Linked DNA regions of Homo sapiens: region 1 is linked to region 2. A link is a loop called in an ENCODE intact Hi-C map of the cell type or tissue named here. Cell type or tissue: body of pancreas. All regions are shown on one strand. Each heading gives the region's core, and the rest is flanking DNA. Links, peaks and the distances in the headings are about the cores only. Region 1 overlaps WDFY2 (WD repeat and FYVE domain containing 2). Region 2 overlaps WDFY2 (WD repeat and FYVE domain containing 2).

Region 1 (2,822 bases), core at 280-2,779, 120 kb after region 2:
ACAGTCCCATATTCTAAATTGATGTCATTTAACTTGCTCCTTTACCTACTCTCCTCACATATTTTCAGTAAACTGAAAAACTGCCCCTATAATCTTGATTTCATTCAGATTCAGCCTTTTAGTGAGAGCATTTGGTTCTCACCAAGTGTGCTTCATAGAGCTTCCCATTATAAGGCACATGGCATTGGATTGTCGCCCTTTCAGTTATGCTGAGATTGATTGGCAGTTCGGGTGGTGACAGCCAGATCCCTGCAGCGCCGTCCTCCATACCAGCCTTTTAATAGTTTCATCCGTTGCTGAGCTTTGCCTGAACACTTTTTCGTTAAGGTTGCTAAATGGTGATTTTCTAATCCTATCATATTTTTCCCATGTATTTGTTGGAATCCTAAAGGATAACTTCCCCTGCCTCATTAGCTAGGGCTATTTGGTTACCCTGAAATACAATTATTATAGGAAAAGCAAGATAAATTCTTATATCTGTCTTTTTAGTTCCTAATTTTCAGAGTACAGATTTGGTGCCCTGCTCACCTTTAATAGGAATCTTTTTTTTTTCTTTTTGAGCACTATTATGAAATCTTAGGTTGGTTGGTTGTTTTTAAATAATAATATGTTCAGTATATATCAATAAACTGCCATCTTTTTATTTTATGTTCAAATTATCCTATTTTTGGCCAGTAATAGCTCCATTAAATGGGCTCCAATGTCTTTTTTAACTTTTTTTTTTTTTTTTTTTTTTTGAGATGGCGTTTCACTCTTGCCATCCAGGCTGGAGTGCAATGGCACTATCTCAGCTCACTGCAACCTCTGCCTCCTGGATTCAAGCGATTCTCCTGCCTCAGCCTCCCGGGTAGCTGAAATTACAGGCACTGACCACCGCGCCCAGCTAATTTTTTGTATTTTTAGTAGAGACAGGGTTTCACTATGTTGGCCAGGCTGGTCTCGAACTCCTGACCTCGTGATCCGACCGCCTCGGCCTCCCAGAGTGCTGGGATTACAGGCGTGAGCCATCGCACCCAGCCCAATTTTTATTTTTTAAAGATTATTTTTTAGAGCAATTTTAGGTGCACAGCAAAATTGAGCAGAAAGTATAGAGATTGCCTGTGCACCTCATGACCTCCACATGCATGGCCTCCCCATTACCAGCATCCCCCGCCAGAGTGGTATGCTTGTTAACAATCAGTGAACCTACATTGGCACGTCACTATCACCTGAAGTCCATAGTTTAGGGTTCACTCTTGGTGTTGTACATTCTATGGATTTGGACAAGTATATAAAGACATGTATCTGCCATTGTAGCATCATATGGAATAGTTTCACTGCTCTAAATAGCCTCTGTGCTCTACCAGTTCATCCCTTATCACTGTGTCTGAAATAAGCCCACTTAGCCTTCAGTAGCTTCCTTGCCTTCTGACTCAACATGTCTCAAGTTCATCTTGTACTTTTCCTGTCCCAATCCTGGAATCAGCCATTTTTTTAGTGAGGAACAATATTCAGAGATAGCTAAGAAGTATATATAAATGTGTGTGTATTTTTTAAAAGAGAATAAATCATAAGTTCATATAATATTTCTTATTCAAATTTAACATTATGGGATTTTTACTTTTTGGTTTTTGCACTTGATTCTTTTATCTTCGGCTGAAAATCTTGGTTGTTAAAACATTGGCATAGTTCCTCATTTGGTTTATCCTACGGTTTATTTAAATGGTTCCAAAATAATGAGCAATACTAAATAACAATAAGACTACTGAATGAGATTTTAGATTTCTTTGCAACTCTCTTTGTCCTTAGAATATATTCTACCAGTGATGGGGGCGAGACTTCCCCCTTGTCATAGTTCCCATTTGGAATCCTGTAATATTTTTACATATTAAAAATACATAAAATTTTTGCTCAGGCATGGTGGCTCACACCTGTAATCCCAGCATTTTGGGAGGCCAAGGTGGAAGGATCACTTGAGCCTAGGAGTTTGAGACCAGCCTGGGCAACAAAGTGAGACATTGAAACATTGAAAATGTTGTGTTTTAAAGGCACTCGAAATTGTTCTAATTATGTGATTATGTCACCAATTTGATAGGTTCATTCATTTTACTTTGTTTTCAATTTGGGGGATTTTTTGAGATATATATGTGTATGTATATACATATGTGTGTGTGTGTGTATATATCTATATATACACAATTTTTTTTTTTTTTTTAAGACAGGGTCTCACTGTGTCACCCAGGCTGGAGTGCAGCGGCTTGAACATGGCTCACTGCAGCTTCAATTTCCTGGACTCAAGCAATCCTCCTGTGTCAGCCTCCCATGTAGCTGGAACCACAGGCATGTGCCACCATGCTCAACTAATTATTTTAGTTTTTGTAGAGATGAGGTCTCACTTTGTTGCCCAGGCTCAAGTGATCCTCCCTCCTTGGCCTCCCAAAGTGCTGGGATTACAGGCATGAGCCACTGTGCCTGGCCACAAATTTTTGTACCTTTTAATATGTAAAGATTTTACAAAATTCTAAAATAGGAACTATGACAAGGGAGAAGTCTCACTGCCATCACTGTCCCCTGACCTTGCCACTTTTGTTAGATCTTAATCCCTCTAGTGCTTCCCTTTCTAAATATGAGTGCATACATGCACATGCACACACATACATACACATTTGTATTTCTCTCTGTTTCTTACACAAAGGTAGTATAGCTTATAAACTCTCATATGCGTTGGCTGCCCCCTCCACACACACTTGATAATATATCCTGGTGTCTGTGTATAAAGATCTCCATTTTTACCCCAGCTGCATAATATTCTATTGTGTGGATGTAGCATAGTTAATTCAGTA
Region 2 (2,822 bases), core at 226-2,725:
ATTATTAGGGGTTGCTGACTCATATGGCCTTAGGCACAAGGCAGGTAACATAAATGAGTAAAGTGGCATGCTTTACCTGGGTATCAGAAATATTATACAAGAGGGAGCAGTGGGGATTGTGGCAACTGGAGTGTTTGCCTAGTGAAAGAGGGCAGCAGCTTCTTGGCATTAGCTGATGTTTGCCATGTAGGAATGCGGACCCAGTGTCTCCAGATCACTGGATTTTTCCAGAAGTGCTAGAAATCAATTTTTGTGTGAAATATTTACATGTTTAAAGTTAATGCAAAAACATTTTTTTTAAACTCTACAGGACCAAGCATAGTATTAATGCACGCTGGAGCCAGTCTTTTGTGCTGTAAAGGATAATTTCTTTAGAAAATAATACATGCCAATTTGTAATATTTATCGACAAGGTTTCCAACTAGAAAAGACATTTCTATCTCAGTGACCTCCCTCATCTTGCCGCCTCAGAAATCTCTGCTTCAGATTAGCCTCTGAATGAGTTGAGAGAAACATCTATGATTCTGCTTCTGCCAAACAGAAACTCAGAGAAGAGGCCATTTTCATGGGAATCAGACTATGTCTTGATTTTTTAGTCAAGAAACAGGAATGTCCCCAAAAACCTAAGGAAAGGGCAGTTTATTATGAGCCTACAGAGTAACTCCTGGAAGCCAAGTTCAGAAGGTCACTAGACATTATGAATGTCAAGGTTTGGGACAGAGAGACTTGAGGACTATGTAGGACAATGCTGTCCCGTATGGTAGCCACTTGCTACATGTGGCTATTTGAGTTTAAATTTAAATTAATTAAAATTAAATAAAAAATCCTTCAGTGGCACTAGCCGCATTTTAGGTGCTCAGAAACCACATGTGGCTAATGGCTACCATACTGAACAGTGCAGATTGTAGAACATTTTCATCATCACAGGAAGTTCCATTGGACATTGTGGATAGAGTGTCAGGGGACATAAAGTGGGAGGTCTAGTTAAAGGTTAAACTAAATGATGGTGGTGCCTGAACTGAAGGATTGTCAGGAGGGCACATTGAGAAGGATTTCAGAGTTACTGAGAGGTAGCATAGTTCAGGGATTAAGAGCAAGGATTGGGTCAGATGGTTCCTGCTTTACCTTTACTTAGCTGTATGCTCTCAGACAAGGTACTTAAGGCTCAGTTTCCTAGATGATAAGTGGGGATTATTGAAGCCTTGGGGATGGATGCAATATTGCAGGAAAATAGGTAGAATGAAAAGAGAGGAGGGTGAGACAGCAATCAAAGAGAATGCCGCGGAAGCTGGCACTGAGGAATGGCCATCAGGGAAGGCCTTGGAAAGAGATGGGTGCTCACTGTGTTTCAAAAGATGAGTGGATTCTGGATCTCTAAGTTGATCATTGTCCACATATGGACAGCACATTGGATCAGGAGCGGGCAATGGAGTCAGACCTGGGTTCAGTGTCACCACTTTCTAGCTGTAACTAGATATGCAGCAGTTAGCACGCAACACCCCATTACCTGGACCATTGTTTTCTTAGGTACAAAATGAGGATAGAAATAGAATTTATCTCAAAGTTTGTGAGGATTAAGGGATATAATTCATATGAAGTTGTAGTAAGGGGCCTGATAAGTGGTAAATACTCAATAGATGTTAGTGTTTGTTATTAGAATCCATCCTTGAAAGGTGAAAGTTCAATAGAGTATCATGGTAGACATGGGTTGTATAAATATGAAGAATTTTCACCAAATATATATTATGAAAATACCCTGTCAGAAATTTAGAATGTGAAAGAAATAATTTTGGTAGAAATGGAAAGTTTCACATTACATAATTATTACCCGTGAAACTTATTACCCAGAGCTTTGTAGAGAAATAAGTTTAAGTAAAGTTTAGAATTTTGAATTCATTGATGATATATCCACACTGCGTGATGAAGGAGAATGCAAAGGGTATTTGGTGCATCTGAGAGAGCATATTAAGATTCAAGAGCCATTGTAAATGTTCTCCTTGGGGACGAATGGTCACATGCCTTATAGGAAATGGGAAGAGGACTTTGCCAGCATTTTATTATGATGAGTTGCTTCCAGGACAATTCGTCTTTCATTGTCACTGTATGAGATTTTCCTTCTCTTTCATTCTAACATCAATCGCAGTTAGTCTCTACTCACTTTAAATAAAAAAGCACAATGCAGAGATGGCAAAAGGCAGTGTTGGATGGTGAAGAAAGCCAGTAACATCTACTTGGACTATATCCCAGCTCCTCCACTGACTAGCTGTGGGACTTCTCTCAGAGAAATTAAGTCATTTTAGAAATGTGTCATGGTGTTGTGAGGATTAAAGGACAAGTTATATGTAAAGCTCCTAGCACATGATAGGATTTTTAGATATTACAGAAATGCTTTAATTCAGTTGGTATCTCTAATTCAAAAATTTCGATTTGATTTTTGTTGAGGATTTTGTGTACCTGGTCTCAAGTACAGCATCAGGCATGTTGTAAGCACCTCAGTAACTGTGCATTAGATTAATCCAAGAATTTATCTAACTCTTTGTATATTTGGAGAAGAAATTACCTATGCTGTTATTTCTATTGCTTTTTTTATCTAAAGTGATATATCCAGGTTAGATGCTTTTATAACTAGGTATTTGGGAAACAAATATTGTAAATGGGAGCTATTATAATAATCCAGAACTTGGATTTTAAAAGCAACAGTGTGGAAAATTTACCTTTCACAATGAAACTGGCATTTGACCTTTTATTAACAAATATATTTTGTTCATATCAATGGAATATGAACAGCAATGTCACAACATGCCTATACATGCAATATTGTA

Evidence for each region. Peaks named below come from ENCODE experiments on the same cell type or tissue, not always from the same donor. Only the 100,000 strongest peaks of a DNase experiment are listed, where the experiment ranks them.
Region 1: it touches region 2 in a loop (2.3-fold over the local background); 14 of 110 quality-filtered maps call a loop at or near these places.

The regions. Positions count from the first base shown.
Region 1 is chr13:51,723,518-51,726,339 of GRCh38, forward strand. The region is part of intron 5 of WDFY2 (WD repeat and FYVE domain containing 2); the gene reads left to right. All of the region lies in intron 1 of LOC124903177 (a long non-coding RNA gene), which reads right to left. Among named protein-coding and RNA genes, the nearest start is that of DHRS12, 79 kb to the right of the region's middle. In body of pancreas, for the core only: no CTCF peak of the experiment used is centred there; no DNase peak of the experiment used is centred there; H3K27ac peaks cover 1,022 bases.
Region 2 is chr13:51,603,825-51,606,646 of GRCh38, forward strand. The region is part of intron 1 of WDFY2 (WD repeat and FYVE domain containing 2); the gene reads left to right. Among named protein-coding and RNA genes, the nearest start is that of WDFY2, 21 kb to the left of the region's middle. In body of pancreas, for the core only: no CTCF peak of the experiment used is centred there; no DNase peak of the experiment used is centred there.